2 separate regions of the Mus musculus genome follow, and region 1 is linked to region 2. Evidence: chromatin loops called from intact Hi-C (ENCODE). Cell type or tissue: left cerebral cortex. All regions are shown on one strand. Each heading gives the region's core, and the rest is flanking DNA. Links, peaks and the distances in the headings are about the cores only. Region 1 overlaps Nid1 (nidogen 1). Region 2 has its middle 86 kb from the start of Prl2c3.

Region 1 (8,607 bases), core at 548-8,547, 750 kb before region 2:
CTGGAATTTGAGGAGGCCAGAACAGCCTGGAACGTGTTTCTCTGTGAAGATGAGTTAAAAGTCAGTTTCTAGCAATACAACCATACTCTCAAAGCATGCTGTTCACTGGGTTCCTTGTAGAAAGGACAGGGGAGAGCCAGCAGCACTCCACCTCACTTTCCTACAATTGAGACTGTGCCGTCTACACAGAGAGGTGGATCTATAGACAAATATAGCCTAAATCTGAGGACAGATGTTGTAACAGAGATGCGTGCAGCGTGCTACATGTAGGTCAAATGAGGAAGAATCCTGTGTTGGGTAGGGTAGGGGTAGTTCTTGGGAAGCCCGTGATGGTCAAGGCTTCACAGGAGGGCCTGGGTTTACAATCAGGAGGAGGTCATGTCAAAGACAAACGACAGTGAGGCAAAACATACCAGAACAAAGGAAAAGGTATGCTTCAGGCAAATATAAGAGCTTGATATAGGACTGGAGAGATGGCTAAGTAGTTAAGAGCACTGACTGCTCTTCTGAAGGTCCTGAGTTCAAATCCCAGCAACCACATGGTGGCTCACAACCACCCATAATGAGATCTGACCCCCCTCTTCTGGTGCTGTCTGAAGACAGCTACAGTGTACTTATTTTTAATAAGAAATAAATCTTTTTTTAAAAATGAAATATATCTTAAAAAAAAAACAGTTTGATACAACTGCTGAAGAGGGTATATGGAGTCTTATTAGGTTAGTCCCAAGAGGCAGGCAAGAGCTGAGTATCCTTGGGTCAGGCAATCTTCCAATTTTGCAAAGCATATGAGATATGCAGACCCACCACAGGCCTCTCCAAAATGTGTTCTGTGGAATGCTATGTGTCCCATGGAGGTCAGTGATAAGAGGAGATAAGGCTAAGAGTTTGGGGATCGTTCCATTAAGTGTCAGTAAGGCAGCTTCTTTACGAAAGGACTTTTCTCCACTCAGGAGGGGCACGTTGATCAGAACCTTGATATCTAGCATTTCCTATTAATAACTTCTCTATAATTAGAAGCTATCGTCCCACTCTTTCTCAATTAAAGAAGGAACACAGGTACTATTTCCCAGGCATATGTTTGCCATGGAGCAATCTCCTCAAATACCTGGCTTTCTCAACATCAGACAGTCACAGAAGTGATTCAGACAGCCCTACAGATAAGCATCTGGAGTTTGCTGACCTGCATGCAACAGGCAAATTTCACTGGACTTTGCTCTAGACTTCCTGTCTTGAGCAACAGGATAGGCATGTTGTCCATTGGAACAAGCGCAAAGACTACAGTCAACATACCAGACCAGATACCTGCATCTCCATGTGGGGTGCACTCACCTTGCCTTCCTCGGCAGGGCTGCTGCTGGGCCCTCCATAAGGGGCCACAGATTCCCAAGTGACAACCACCACACTAGTGGGCTGGAAAGAGACCTCCGGGAAGCCTCTCTGGACATACTCTGCTGCCATCTGAATAATGAACGGGGATAAGTCTTCTCGATAATACACATTCCCCAGGCCATCGGTTGTGTCCAAGTCAGCCAGGAAAGGCGCTACTGAGCCGAAGCTGGGTGGGAAGGTTCCGGGATGGTATTCTGTGGCTGGGGGTTCGCTCATGGCGATGATACCATTTGTGGTGACCTGTAAGGAACCGAGTGTGGTTAGAGAGAATGCAAAGATGAACTCCTTAAGGGAATGTTAGGGTTCGATTTTAAAACAATCTCTACAAATTTTCCAGCTGGTGGTACTATTTTGAGAGGCTGTGGGATCATGAGCCACCACTGGAGCCTGTCTGACTGAAGGAGACCACCAAGAACAGGCCTTTGCTCCTAGCTCCCGCCTTGCTCTCTGTGCTCTAATCAGCTATCATGTGAACAGCCTCTGCCACAGGGTCTCATCACACAGACTGTGCAGCTTCACGATGCTCCACGATACCTTCCCCACTATGATGGGATAAAAGCTCACCAGAACCATGAGCCAAAATAAACCAGCCTTTCCTCCATTCAGTTGTTGCTATCAAGTGGTTAGAACAGATACAAAGACACAGATGTAACTAACACAGCAAGTGATCTCTCCCTCACCGGATACTGTTGCAGTTGCCCGTGGAACACAAAATAAACAGAATGGGAGAAAGTGATAAGTCTGACTGGCAAAACCACCAACATGATACGCAGGTGGGGTGGGGGTATGAAGGATATGGTAGACAAGAATCTTAGAACATGATGCAGGGTGCTTCATGTCAAGTGTGTCAAATACGGGCAGTCTCTCAAATATCTCCTTTCCCTTCTGTGTCCTCCTGACCAAAATAGTGAGAGCAACAGAGATTTGTTGACTGCCAACATTATCCAAATGACTAATTAACTCTGCAAGGGCTTCCACACTGGGTCAGTGTTATACCACTCTTGGTACCAGAGAGAGCTGGATACAGCCCCACTTTAAAGGAACCCAAAGTCCAAAGGAAGGGAAGGCTAACACAGATGATTAAATGAATGTGTTAAGAGGTAAACCTGCATACTGTTGATAACTACTGTGACTAGCTTAGTGCATAAAATACCACCTAACAGCATTAACAGTTCACCACTTTGTAGGTAGCATCTAATCTTTGGGAAAACACCAGAAGGCTAGGTGTCACCGGTACCCATATTTCTCTAGTAGGAAAATTAAGTAAAGCAATTAACTTGTCCAAAGTCACCATATATAAATAACATCACTGGAATTCTGACCCAAAGATCTTGACTTCAAGGTCAGCTATCTCAGGACTGCAGCTCTCAGTAGAATTCCTGCCTGGCTACACGCGGCCTTGGGCTCAATTGCCAGCAGTGTATAAACTGAGCATGGTAGTATATGCTGGCACTGGGAAGGTGGGGACAGGAGGAACTCAAGGTCAGCCTTTGCTACATCATGAGTTCAAGGCCAGCTTAATCATGGCATGTATAGAGTTCTCAGAATCTCTTCTAGTTTTTAAAAAGTATTGTCACTGTCGTGTGTCTGAGAGGGTATATGGAAGCCAGAGGTCGGGTTGCTTTCCACTTTATATATTTATTTGGAGACATAGCTTTCATTCCCCAGAACATGATAATAAGGTTAGAGATGGTGGAGCTGATTCCAACCTAGGCTGGTAAAAAACAAACAAACAAAACAAAACAAAACAAAACAAACAAAAAACCTAGAGCTTTGGAACTTAACAAAAGCATCATTTATTTTTAATTAATCAATAAATTTAATTAATTAATTAATTAATTAATTAATTAATTAAAGGAGTCCTGAGAATTGACTTTAGGGCTTCACACTCAGGGGCTAAGCCACTTCCAGCCTTCTGACCTTGAACTTCTGACCTTCCTGCCTTTACCCCACAAGGGCTATGATTACAGGCATACACTATCACTTTCAATTTATACCATGTGAGGGAATGGCACCCAGGACTTTGTGTATGTCAGGCAAGCCCTCTACCTACTGTGCTACATTCCCCTGTCCTAAAACCATCTCTTTTTATAAATGTCACAGGCTATTAGTTTTACCTCAAGTAACATATTTTCCATCACTTGGCAACAGTAAGATTCTTCCAGAATAAATTGACAGTCTGCAGGGATGGGAGTCAGGCAAGATGCCTCCTGCAGCCCAGTTCACAGCATCTAACCTCCTCCAGCACAAACATCCCAACTGCTGTGATGGGGGAGCGTGGGAAACCGCTCACTTTCTCAAGCACACACCAGACATTGGCAGTGACTGGCTGCTGGTAGGAAGCGATCCTGCGGAGACCACATATAGACAGCTCCTTTCCACAAGGCTATTTTCCAAAGACATTCAAATCATCCAACATCCATCTATTCTTTGGAATCTGGGCACTGGACTGACTCTATTTTCACAAGGAATGCTTGCCTTAGAAATCAATTTTCATGCAAGGACCTTGGGTGCCTATTTGACGCCAGATCACATAACTCTCCTTGGTATTATTACTGGGAAAGCTGTTCCTTCAGCCCGTTTGACCTTCAACTCAGACATCTGTGAGAACGAAGAAAGCCAAACTCCGAGAGAGGTGCTATAAGGGGGCTAAATCACTCGGTTTCTGATGATTCCTAACTTCAGGCTTCTCCCTTTAAGCTTTTTATTTTTGGAAATGTGTCAAAGAATAGCCAGCTTGGTGGAACAATGTCTCCCCCTGTCAGGCATGAAGCTCCCCACCCAGTCGGAAGGAACCATGCAGCTGGCCATGGCTGCATTCTCCCACCTGTAGCAACTGGGACACTTGGAAAGTATCTTGGCTTTGGCTTGTTGTTTTGTTGTTTTTGTTTTGGAGAGGGCTAGCCTGAAACTAAATAAGTAGCTAAGGATGACCTTGAACTCCTGTCCTCCTGCCTCCATCTCCCACATGATGTGATTACAGGCCTGAGTCAGCTGCTGGTTTTGTTCCTTTGCCTTTCTCCTTCCCTACAGTCCCAGCATTCCCAGTGCTGACACCTGGGCTCCCTTGACTGGTCCACCCAGTCCTTCAAGCAGCTACTCAGAGTCTCCTCCACCACCACAGGTGCCTTTCACAGGCTCCTCCTCAAACTTCACTCCTCCTCCCACACTACCTCTGCCTCCTGTTCCCTTAAGCCCTGTTTGTAGGCCCTTGCCCTATGCACTCAGAAACCAAGGGTCAGTGACCCTCTGTCTTAGTCATCACTACAGTTCCAAAGCTTATACATCACCTAATGTCCCCTCCAGCTTCTTGACTTCCTCCACAGTACAGGGCAGGGACAAGATCTGTGCACGCAGGCTACTTTGGACGTGCCTGGAGTGAGCCCCACTGAATCACACAGACCAGAGAAGGGCAGCCCTATAGTCCCTCAGAGTGCAAGGGAACCCACTTGGTGAGGCTTCATTTACAGGGTTCCAGGCACTGCATGCACTGGGTGTGATAATCCCATCCACTGGGCGCTGGAGTCAGGAAAATCAGTTGTTCAGAGACATCTCCTGCTACAGAGTTACAGGCCAGTGTGTGCTGTCTTTAAAAAGAAAGAAGGTCCTAAGAAGGATGTATATACATGAAGTACAGTTTGACTAGATTCTGATTTAAGCCTCTCACTGAAAAAGAAACAACAACAACAACAACAACAAGCTAAGTGTTTTGACTCTCAGGGGGAGAGGCAGGTGGGTCCCTTTGAGTTCAAAGCCAGCCTGATCTATATAGCGAGTTCCAGGATAGCCAAGGCTACACAGCCAGACATTGTTGGGGGTGGGAGGGGAGGGTGGGCAGCAGGGTGGGGGCGGGGGGAGGGGGGGGACACACAGACAGCCAGAGCCAGAAGGAGGGAAAGGGATTACAGATTACAGTATTTAGATGTAATTGTGATCTTCTTGTTTTGCTATTTTTTAAAAGGGTCTTTTTGAGACACATTCCAAAATATTTACAAGGAAATAGAATGCTTAAAATTTGCTTTAAAATAACCCAGTTTGGGGCGGAGAAGGGAATGCGACAGACATCTGGGCTATAAATGAAGCAATGTTAGTCAGAGGCTGATATTTGTCGAAGCTCGGTAATGGGGATGTGGGAGTTCACTCTGTTTTATTTTTTAATGTTTGGAACTTTTCTAAAATAAGCTTAGTTCCTCCAAAGAGGTAAGTATTGTGTAGCTTTTCCCGAGGACACATAAAGGAAAATGTATTCATGGGCAGGTAAGAGTGCTCTGTGACTAAAGGCATTTACTTGCTGCCAAGTCAGAGGACATCAGTCCCATCTGTAGAACCCACAAGGTGGAAGGGAAGGAAACACTCCCACAAGTGGTCTCCTCTGGTCTCCATATGTGTGCTGTGGCAATGCACTCATACACACGCGTAAGTGTAATAATAATAATTTAATTAAATCATTTAACATTTAATTAAACATTAATTTAGTATTAAACATTTAATTAAAAAATAAAACACCTAATTAAAAAAAAAAACTTTTCCAAGAATGTTCCCTTCTGCAGCACATGTACTAAAATACAGAGATTAGCATGCCCTAAAGATGACATGACAAGCTAAAGTGTTCCGTATTTTAAAATAATAACAAAGGGCTGGAGACATGGCTTAGTGGTTACAAGGATATGCTGCTTTTCCAGAGGACCCAAAGTTTAGTTTCAGCATTTATGTCAGGCAGCTAACGGCTACCTGTAGCTCCAGTTCCAGGGCACCTGATACCTCTGGACACCAGGGGCACCTGCACTCATGTGCACATATCCACATATAGATACATACTCATACACATAATTAAAGATAATAAAAATATTTTTTTGAGACAGGACCCGAGCTGGTCTAGAACTCACTGTGGGTCAGTATGAGTGAGAACTCACTGAGGTCCACTCACCTCTGTCTCCCGAATGCTGGGGTCAAAGGTATGCACTGCCATACCAGGCTAAAAAGTAAACCTTTTAAAAAATATAGAAACTAAAGCCAGGCAGTGGTAGCACACGCCTTTAATCCCAGCATTCAGGAGGCAGAGGCAGGCAGATCACTGTGAGTTTGAGGCCAATCTGGTCTACAGAGCAAGTTCTAGAACAGTTGGTGTGTGGGGGCAGGGGGCTACATAGAGAAACCTTGTCTCAAAAAGCAAAAACAAGAAATATTTGTTCCACTCAGATAGGGCAGTAATAGACTGAAAAAAAAATGATTCTTTCTACAAGGAAATGTGACTACCATAGACTTAACTATGCCTGGATTGTTTTGCTTGTTATTTGGCATGGCCAGATATTCTGTAAGTCCTTGCTCAATGAAGGCAAGAGCTGTGACAGCCCCAGAGGAAACTGCCTCACAACAATGATAATGAGCAGGATTGTTTAGAAATCAGGGCAAGTAGATAAACCAACATTAAAGATCAGTCAGGAGTTGGCCCTGGTCTTTGATTGTTTTGTTTCCCAGCTACAATGAGGTATACTGGACCCAAAGAAGCATATAAATATGACGTATAAACTGTGAAATGATGAACACCATCAAGCTTCCTAACCAAGCTGACAAACATGTGGGGCCCATGGACCACACAGGGACTCAGAGGCCCACGAAGAAGTGGGGTAATGGGCGGCGGAAAGGGGGGTAGCCATAAACCTAAACAGACACAGTCAAGCCTGCCAAGAACACACCATGGGACAGGGCATTCTCTTCAATGAGCAGTGCCAGGGAAACTGCATTTGCCCATTTAAAGTAATAAGGATGGACTCCTTATTTTATGGCACCCACAAAAAATTAACTGTAAATGGATTAAGGACTTAAATGTAAGGCTGAAACAAACAAACAAGCAAGCAAACGTGAAGAAGTGTTCCTTGACATTAGTCTTGCGGTAAATTTTGGGGCCCTGGCACCCAAAGCACAAACAACAGAAGCAAAATTAAACAAGAGGTGAGCACTGCTGCTTGGCATCTTACCCAGCCAGGCCTCCCTCCTCACCACCCAGCCCCAGAATTAGGCATGTTACTTGTCCTGTGCCAATGAGCAGAAGGCTCTGGCAAAAGCAATGCCTATTGATTAAAGTCCATCAAAAGTCACACAATCCTGTGGCATTCCAGAACTGCTCCAGAGTCTAGAGAAAATCTAATATTAACAAAAGCATTGTGCAGCAGACACCAATGTTGTGTCCACCATATCTGTGCTAAAGTCTGAGGCTATAGCTCAGTTGGTAGAAGGTTTGCCTACCATGCACCAAGCCCTGGCCTTAACCTCCAGCACTGCATGAAACAGGTGTGCACCTGTAATTCCAGGACGTAGGAGGGTAAACAGAGGAGGAGCAGAAGTTCAAAGCCAGCCACAGCTACATAGAGAGTTCTAGGCTAGCCTCAGCTACATGAGACCCTCTCACACTAAACCCAAAGCAGGACTGAAGAGTAAAGTGCCTGTCACATGGGCACTCCTGCAGGGAGGAGATGGGAAAATCTCTGGAAGCTCTCTGGGCAGCAAGCTAGTCTAGCACATACAGTGTTGAACAAGAGCTCTATCTCAAGCAAGCTGGGAAGTGAGGTCCCATACCTGAGGCTGTCCTGATTTCATGTGTACCATGGCATCCATGTACCCCATTCATACATATGAACACACATATATGAACACATACACACAAAGATTTTTTTAAGCAAACAACAAAACACAAATACCCTAGTTTGAACATGTTTTTGAGAAAATCCACCTGAATCACAGAATAATAATTAAGGTTGTTATATTATTATGGAAACAGTCACTTAGTTATCACAGATTAACTAAATGAATAGAAGCCTGGCCCTTTTTGCTTTCATTTGTCCATACTCTGCCTGAAGATATGGAGACCAAGTCAATATCGGTAACCTTTCCTCTTGCGTTCTTCTGAATTTCCACAGTAGCAAACCCTCTTGGGACAGGGCCCTGCCCAACCCCTAGTCCCATGCCCTAGAGGAGGGTTGCTATCCATGGCTGGAGCAGGAGTAAACATCTGGTAGGAACTAGACTGACTCCTTCTTAAAGACTTGGACCACCTCACAGAACCAAGGTGAATACCATGATCAGCAAGCTCACACCCACATTGGCATTGTTAAATCACAGAACTCCTGCTCCCTGCTCTCTTTCTCTGTTGAATCTAAAGCTCACATCAGCACCTAGAAAGTAGAGGGCCACAGTACCCTTTATCTGCCCCTCCCCCAA
Region 2 (8,607 bases), core at 177-8,176:
TCTTAACCATCAAAGAAGAGATGACTGGACACTGGGAAAATGCCTCAGCAGATAAAGGCACTGCCTGCTCTTCCAAAGGACCTGAGTTTGGTTCCCAGCACCCACACAATGGCTCACAATCATTTTAAAGTCCAGTTTCAGGGGATCTGATGCTATCTTCTCGCCTTCACAGGCACCAGACATTCATATGGTGCACATACATACAGGAAGGCAAAATGCTCATACACATAAAACAAAACAATTTAACCTGGGGGGAGGGGAGGGGTGACCTGTTACCTCTATCCTTCTGCCTCTAGAAGACCAGGGAAGAAAGGAAAGTCCCTGTGCAAGCCCTAATCTCTAGGCAAAGCTGTGTGCTTCCCCAACACTAGGGTACAGAGACCAGGACCGTACCTGGGAGCCTGTTCCTACAAGAGGTCCTTAATTCAAGCTTCAACATCGAGGGGGCAAGAGCCCCACACTTGATGCTTTATACTTCTTGTCTTTCCAGGATCCCCACCCCCCGGTGGGGGGAAAAACACAGCCAATGAGAAAAGGCTCTTTTTGCATTATTTTTCATGCAAGGTTGCACAAGGCTATTTCCAGCATGTTTGTAACAGATTTTGAGCATATTGCCCCACCCCACCCCCCCGAAGCCCTGCTACCCTCCCGCCTCTCACCCCTTAGTCTTTTCTGTTCCCTAGACAGTTTCACTTCTGCTTCATGCCTGCGATGTCATCACCTGAGAGGTGAAAGCAGAAGAACAAGGCTTCAAGGTTATCCTTAACTACGTACATACTGGAGTTCAAGGACAACCACCATGAGTATATAAGTCCCTGTCTCAAAAACTGTAAGCAATTAAATTAATATGGTGATAAGGATGCTGTCCTAATTAGGTGATAAACATCATATCCAAAGTGCCATGGGAAAGAAAGAGTTCATTTGGCTTACAGTTAGGGATCACAGTCAGGCCCTAAGGAAAATCTTGGCATGAACTCAAGGCTGAAATCTGGAGGCAGGAACTAAAGCAGAGACCATGCAAGAATATTAATTACTGGTTTCCTCCCCGTGGCTTGCTCAGTTTGCTTTCTTGTGCAACTCAGGACCACTTCCAGTGGGCCCTCCCACACCAATCATTAATCAAGAAAGTGCCCATAATCAAGATGTTCCCATAGGCCCACCTGATGGAGACAATTCCTCAACTGAGGTTCCCTTTCTCCAAAAAACTCTAGTTTGTGTCAAAATTAATTAGAATCCAAACACAAGAGTAAACCCCATGTACAATTCTACAGCATGGATGATTCTGCAAACACCATGCTACACCATTAGAAGTCACCCACAAAAGGCTATATAACCCATTTTTCTCAAATGTCCAGAAGGGGACATCTGTGGAGAAAATAGACTGGGGTTCCAGAAGGAGAAACCAAAAGTGACTGTTAGACACAGAACTTGCCCTCAGGCTGATGAAAACGTTCTAGAATAGACATCTACAGTGGCTGTGTCATTCTCTAAGCTAAAAGCCACTGGATTTTTATTTTGCTTTGTTTTTAAGACAGAGACTCCTTGTATAGCCCAGGATGGCGTCAACCCCTTCCTCCTTCCTCAGCCTTCTGCGTGCTCAGATCAACATAGTGTGTCACCAAACCTTCCTTGGCATACACTTTGTTTATTGAAGGGGGCACTCATGTGCCATGGATGCCTGTGGAGGTCAAAGTACAATTTTCAGAATTCTTTCCCCCCATCATGTGGTTTCAGTTTGTCAGTCTTGATGGCAAGAGCCCCTACTGGCTGAGCCACCTCACTGGCCCAAACCACATTTTTTTTTTAAAGGGCAAGTTTTTGACAGGTGTAGTAGGATTACAGAATCCTAGCACTTAGAAGGTAGATGCAGGAAGATCAGGAGTTCAAAGCCAACTGCAGGTACATGGTGAATTAAATGCCAGTCTAGGCTACCTGATACTCATATCTCAAAAGGGAGGAGGCAATATGAATTTTTCTGCACATGAACTCTATCTCAATAAAGCTGTAACTTAAAAAAAAATGAGGGGGCTGGAGAGATGGCTCAACGTTTAAGAGCACTGACCGCTGTTCTGATGGTCCTGAGTTCAAATCCCAGCAAGCGCATGTTGGCTCACAACTATCTGTAATGAGATCTGACGCCCTTTTCTGATGTATCTGAAGATAGCTACAGTGTACTTACATGTAATAATAAATCTTTGGACTGGAGCAAGCAGGGCCAGAGCGAGTGGTCCTGAGTTCAATTCTCAGCAACCACAACATGATGGCTCACAAGCATCTGTACAGTATAGTGTAGTTATATACATAAAATAAATAAATAAATCTTTTTTAAAAATTGGAAGTCAGTCATACTGGCTCAAATACTTAGGATGCTGGGGCATAAACATTGCCATGAATTTGAAGCCATTCTAGGCTACACAGTAAATCCCAGGCCAGGCTGGACTCTAGAATGAGACCGTGTCTCAAAAAAACCAAAACAAACAAAAACAAACAAAACAAAAAAAGGGTTGTCAGGGATACATAAAACAAGGGAAGAAAGAGGTACACAGGGCTCAGAAGAGGGCTCAGTGGGCCAAGTGTTTGGTGCACAAACATGAGGACCCTAGTTCTGAACCCCAGCACCACATAAAAAGCTGGGCCTGGCAGATCCTGCCTATAACCTGGTGTCAGGTTTAAAGGGGTCACCCCTGAGACATCAGGGGGACCGCTGTAGCTTGCCAGCCACAGCTTAGTCAAAACTTCACTTTTCACTGTGTTAGAAAGCTCTTTAAAAATGAAACATTGAGTGTATTGCTAGCTCACAAAATAATTTTATTGCTTTATTTTGTTTTTTTTTTGTGGAAATGGGACTTGAACCAAGAGCCTCATGCATGCTGGACAAGCACTAGAGCCCTGAACTCTCTCCTCAGTGCTTCCCAATCTAAAGGAGAAAGTATTCAGTTTAACCTGAATACTTTCAGAATAGGATCCTATCACCATTTCCAGGAAATACCATAATGGAATAACAAGTTAAACTTTAGGACAAAAAACAGTGGAATGCAGACCTAGAACATTCTACAGGACAAAAGGCAGTGATTCTTTAACAAGAGTGAACAAAGGGGAAGACACAACAATTGTCCTGTGAGCTGTTTCTGAATCTCTGGCTTAATAAGGTTTGCAAAGGGCAGCTTTGGGAATATTCAAGAATTTTTTTCTTTGATTTTTTTTTCTTGTGTGTGGTTTTGTTTATTTTGTTTTGTTTTGCTTTTAGTTTTATTCAAGACAGAAAAACTCTGTGTATCTCTGGCTGTCCTGGAACTTGCTCTGAAGAACCAGGATGCCTGAACTCTTAGAGGTCTGTCTGACTCTGCTTCCTGAGTGCTGGGACTAAAGGCTCGCACCCCACCCCCTAGATATTGAAGAATTTTTAAGTAGCTTGAGCATAACTTGGTGGTAAGGAACTACTGATCTGGATAGGTATGGTATTAGTGTAATGGTTTGTATTGCTCTTGGGAGGGAGGGGTTCTATGTATTTGGTTTGGTTTGGGTTTTGTTGATGATGATGATGGTTTTTGTTCATCTTTTGTTGGTGGTGTTACTTTGAAACTCAATATCAAAACACAAATTCTCAAACTGAGTGTACTAACTCTCTCATGTAATCCCAGCATTTGAAGGCTGGGATCACCCCTTAAAACAAAAGTTTAAAAAAATATACATATTTAAAATCCTGATCTCTCCCTCTCTTAGTATACAAACCTCAATATTGAGCATCAGCTGACTCTGGTCCTTCTCTGGATGGCCACTCCTTCCTATCTGTCCCCCAAGTAACATATCAGAGCTGCACATAAGGTTAGAGAGATGGCTCAGTGGTTAAGAGCACACACTGATACTGTAAAGTGTAATTCTCAGAAGCCATGTCAGGAAGCTCATAACTATCTGTAACTCCAGCCACCCTCTTCTGGCCTCTGAAGGTAACTGCATTCAGTAGCGTGCGTGCATACACACACACACACACACACACACACACACACACACACACACAAGAATATAATAAATCTTTTAAAAACTCATCAGCAACAAGAATAAGGAGAAGAGGAGAGGGTCACTGGGGAGAGGGTTCAGTGATCAAAGAACTGAACACACAAACCTAAAAGCCTGAATTCAGATCCCAGAACCCACACAAAGCCATGTAGTGGTAGCATGTCTGCAAACCCAGGTTCCTATGGCAAGACGGGAAGCAGAGATAGAAAATGCCCAAGACATATACCCAGAAAATGTTCCAACTGGTAATAAGGACACGTGCTCCACTATGTTCATAGCAGCCTTATTTATAATAGCCAGAAGCTCATAGAACCCAGATGTCCCTCAACAGAGGAATGGATACAGAAAATGTGGTACATTTACACAATGGAGTACTATTCAGCTATTTAAAACAATGAATTTGTTGGGCATTGGTGGCACACGCCTTTAATCCCAGCACTTGGGAGGCAGAGGCAGGCAGATTTCTGAGTTCGAGGCCAGCCTGGTCTACAAAGTGAATTTCAGGACAGCCAGTGCTACACAGAGAAACCCTGTCTCAAAAAAAAAAAAAAAAACAAAAAACAAAAAACAATGAATTTATGAAATTCTTAGACAAATGGATGGATCTGAAGGATATCATCCTGAGTGAGGTAACCCAATCACAAAAGAGAACACATGATATGCACTCACTGGTAAGTGGATATTAGCCCAGAAACTTAGAATACCCAAGATACAATTTGCAAAACACATGAAACTCATGAAGAAGGAAGACCAAAGTGTGGATACTTTGTTCCTTCTTAGAATGGGGAACAAAATACCCATGGAAGGAGTTGCAGAGAAAAAGTTCAGAGCAGAGCCTGAAGGAATGACCATCCAGAGACTGCCCCACTTGGGGATCCACCCCATAAACAACCACCAAACCCAGTCACTAGGCAGATGCCAACAAGAGCTTGCTGACAAGAGCCTGATATAGCTGTCTCCTGCGAGGCTCTGCCAGTGCCTGGCAAATACAGAAGTGGATGCTCACAGTCATACATTGGACAGAACACAAGGTCCCCAATGAAGGAGCCAGAGAAATACCCAGGGAGCAAAAGGGGTCTGAAGCCCCATAGGAGGAACATCAATATGAACTAACCAATACCCGCAGAGAGCTCCTTGGAATTAAACCATCAATCAAAGAAAACACATAGTGGAACTTGTAGCTCTAGCTATATATGTAGCAGAGGATGGCCTAGTAGGTCATCAATGGGAGGAGAGGCCCTTGGTCCTGTGAAGGCTCTATGCCCTAGCGTAGGGGAATGCCAGGGCCAGGAAGCAGGAGTGGGTGGGTTGAGGAGCAGGGGGAGGGGATAGGGGATTTTCGGAGGGGAAACTAGGAAAGGGGATAACATTTGAAATGTAAATAAAGAAAATATCTAATAAAAAATAAAATAGAAAGAAAGAAAGAAAGAAAGAAAGAAAGAAAGAAAGAAAGAAAGAAAGAAAGAAAGAAAGGAAGGAAGGAAGGAAGGAAGGAAGAAAGAAAGAAAGAAAGAAAGAAAGAAAGAAAGAAAGAAAGAAAGAAAGAAAGAAAGAAGGAGAGAGAACACCCAAGAAGTTCACAGCCAGCTAGCCTGGTGCACACCGTGGTAAACAACCAAGAGACCCTGCCTTAAACAGCATGGAAGGTGACAACTCCCACCTTGTCCTCTGATCTCCACATGTGTGCCATGGTGCCCATACAAAGATTAAAAAATTGGGAGAGGAAACAATGACCTTTGACAGCAGTAATCACTGCTGTTCTTGAGATTTACAAAACTGGAGAAAGATCTTGAGACCAGGTGACCAGGAAGGTCAGACTGGTTTCGTGCTGCCAAAGTCCTTGTCTGTGAGAAGGCACCTACCAGGTAGATGGTCCAGTAGCTCATAGTTCCTATTTCTCTTTCTGTCTCTCTGTCTCTGTCTCTGTCTCTGTCTCTGTCTCTCTCTCTCTCTCTCTCTCTCTGGTTTTGGGTTGTTGTTGTTGTTTGTGACAGTCTCACTATGTAACTCTGGCTGTCCTGGAACAACATCGACTGAAGACAACTGCCTGCCTCTGCCTCCCCAGTGCTGGGATTAAAGGATTAAAGGTTTGCCCAATCACAGCCAGATTAATCAACTCTTCTCTCAATAGAGATCTCTCTCTACCAACACCTCAACCAAGCCCCTGACTGGCTCCCATTTCAAGAGCCAACAGAGTCACCCACAAGAGCAGGTACACAGGTGCTATTTGCTGCTGATATATCATGAAGAACACAGTTTATTCTGGATACTTCCGTGAAATAAGTATGGAATTAATCCACCCTGGCTGGGAATGAACATTGGAAAAGGTTAGCAATGTCATGTGACTCCCTTGCTTTATAGACTAAAGTGTCACTGTCATGGTGTGGTGTCCACAAGAGTCATGGTGCCTCTTGCCTCTTTATGTGTTTGAAACTTTATGTGTTCGGAGAAAGAAAAAAGAAAGAAGGAAAGAGAAGGATAGAGGGAGGGAGGGAGGGAGGGAGGGAGGGAGGGAGGGAGAGAGAGAGAGAGAGAGAGAGAGAGAGAGAGAAGGAAAAGAAAGAAAAAGGAGGAGGAGGAAGAGGAAGAAGTTAAGTGAACATTCAGGGACCAAGAACCAAGTGTGTTCAGTAGTTGTGCAGCTGTGAGCATCATAAGAGGCAGGATCACACTGCATGACACTCCTCACTGTGGCCCCTGTAGCCTAGAAGTCTGCTCAAAACAAGAGCCAATGAGACAGGAAGGGGGAGGGAGATGGAGGGAGGGAGGGAGGGAGGGAGGAGGATGGCACTCAATTCAGCATGATGTAAGGAACACTGGGCTGGGGGCTGAAAGAGACAACCATGGTCACACCCTTGGCCGTGTATGTTTCCTGCTCTGCAACTATGGACCGCACAACTCCTGCCTGAGCCCCTCCTGGGGCTGCTGAGAATATCAAATGCACACAGTACTAACAAGTGTTCTGTTTCCATCAGCACAGAGTCTGGCTCAACCATTGACCTTACCCCACCACACCCCCTACCTTGACCCTGGCAACAGGCTTCTAGCCACTCCCCACCTCTCCACCCTCTAAAGTTCCTCTTTCCAGTTGCGTGGCAGAATAGTTTTTCAAAAACATTTTTGCAAAACACTACTGTTTGGGGGAATTTTCAAACAACCTAGAATATAAACTTACCCCAAGCCCCTCCCAAGCGCACACCCATCCGTCAATCGCTCTTGCAATTCCTAGCACACTATCATTTGTATTTTCTTCTGTTCCTGCCATACATGTGTATCAGCTCAAGACACCCAAGACCACGTTCTCAGCACAAAGGAGATCTGTTTGTCTCAGAGGGAACAGGGATTAAGAGACAAAGGCAGCCAAGATAAAAGACAAGGAAAAGGGGGAAGGGAGCAAGGGGAAGGGGAATTTGTCCTGGAGGACAAATGACTGCCTCTAGGTAATGGATAGAGAGGAGACAGATGTAGCCCAGATGTGGTCCATAAAATGGTAGTTTATAAAGGCAAAAGGGGAAACCCCGAGTCAGAATGAGGTGTTCAATTTTAATTGGAAATGTTAATTAGGTGAACCAAAGGTAGCTTTTGATTGCTGGTCTTCAATATTTTGATGGCTGGACCTTGGTAGTCAGCCTCAGGAGGAGGAAATAACCAAATAAGGGAACAGACCTTGCTGGCTAGCTTTATGAATATAATCTAACAGTTTTTAGCAAGGCAGAGGGGATTAGGGAGAAGGGCAAGGCCTGCCAGAGCCATGTAAGTCAGGCCATGTAAACTGGCTAGAATTTCTTCAACCTATCTTTGTTTTCTTTGAAGTTACTTTGAGGGCAGGGACATTTGGTGGTGGTTGCTATGTTTGGCTTTGGGATGAGGTCTCATCACATAGCCCAGACTGGCTTTAAACTTGCAGCAATCCTCCTGCCTCTACCTCCTGAATGCTGGGATTACAGGCATGGGCCACCATGCTCTGCTTTTTGGGGGGAGTATTTTAAATGAAATCCTGGATACCCTAGTATCCTACCTGCCAGCATTTTGAGCAGTTAAACTGTGAGGCCCTGTGTTTGACTCTCAACACAGCAAGAAAGAAAAAGAAAATTGCAGTTTGTCTGGAAGAGGCCTTTGTGCGGCCAGATTGTTTTAATCAGGCTCCAACCAGGAATAACATTCTCTGGAGTCTCTTTTACAGGTTCTCTCTGCTTCTTTGACTCCTATGCTATCTTACTTGCTGAAGAAAATAATGCTAGAGGCTGGGGAGATGGCCCAACAGCAAAGCGTCTGCCATGCAGTCATGAGGACCTGCGTTCAGATTCCTAGCACCTACCTAAAAGCCCGTGCCAGTAACCCCAGCTCTGGGCGGTGGAGACAGGATTCCTGGAGCTCCCGAGCCAGCCAGTCTAGCCAACTGGTAGATTCCAGGTTCATACTGACCTCTGTGTTGGGAAAAGAGCAGGGTTCCAGGGGGTCAGGTCATTGAAGAGGGTGTCCCTAGTCAAAGGCAAATGCAGCATACACTAATCACTCCTGGCAAGGGGCCATCACAAGGACCACTCAGTAGGCATGTGATCTCCTGCAGATATCCAGGCACACATAAGC

What was found. Peaks named below come from ENCODE experiments on the same cell type or tissue, not always from the same donor. Only the 100,000 strongest peaks of a DNase experiment are listed, where the experiment ranks them.
Region 1: a loop joins it to region 2, with 5 times the contacts of the local background. A loop is called at or near these places in 15 of 42 quality-filtered maps.

Annotation. Positions count from the first base shown.
Region 1 is chr13:13,456,744-13,465,350 of GRCm38, reverse strand. It overlaps Nid1 (nidogen 1), which reads right to left. Exons shown (of 20, transcript NM_010917.2): 2 at 1,330-1,629; 3 at 1-41. Among named protein-coding and RNA genes, the nearest start is that of Nid1, 23 kb to the right of the region's middle. In left cerebral cortex, for the core only: no CTCF peak of the experiment used is centred there; DNase peaks (open chromatin) are centred at 3,651 and 5,494.
Region 2 is chr13:12,710,245-12,718,851 of GRCm38, reverse strand. No RefSeq gene overlaps it. Among named protein-coding and RNA genes, the nearest start is that of Prl2c3, 86 kb to the left of the region's middle. In left cerebral cortex, for the core only: no CTCF peak of the experiment used is centred there; no DNase peak of the experiment used is centred there.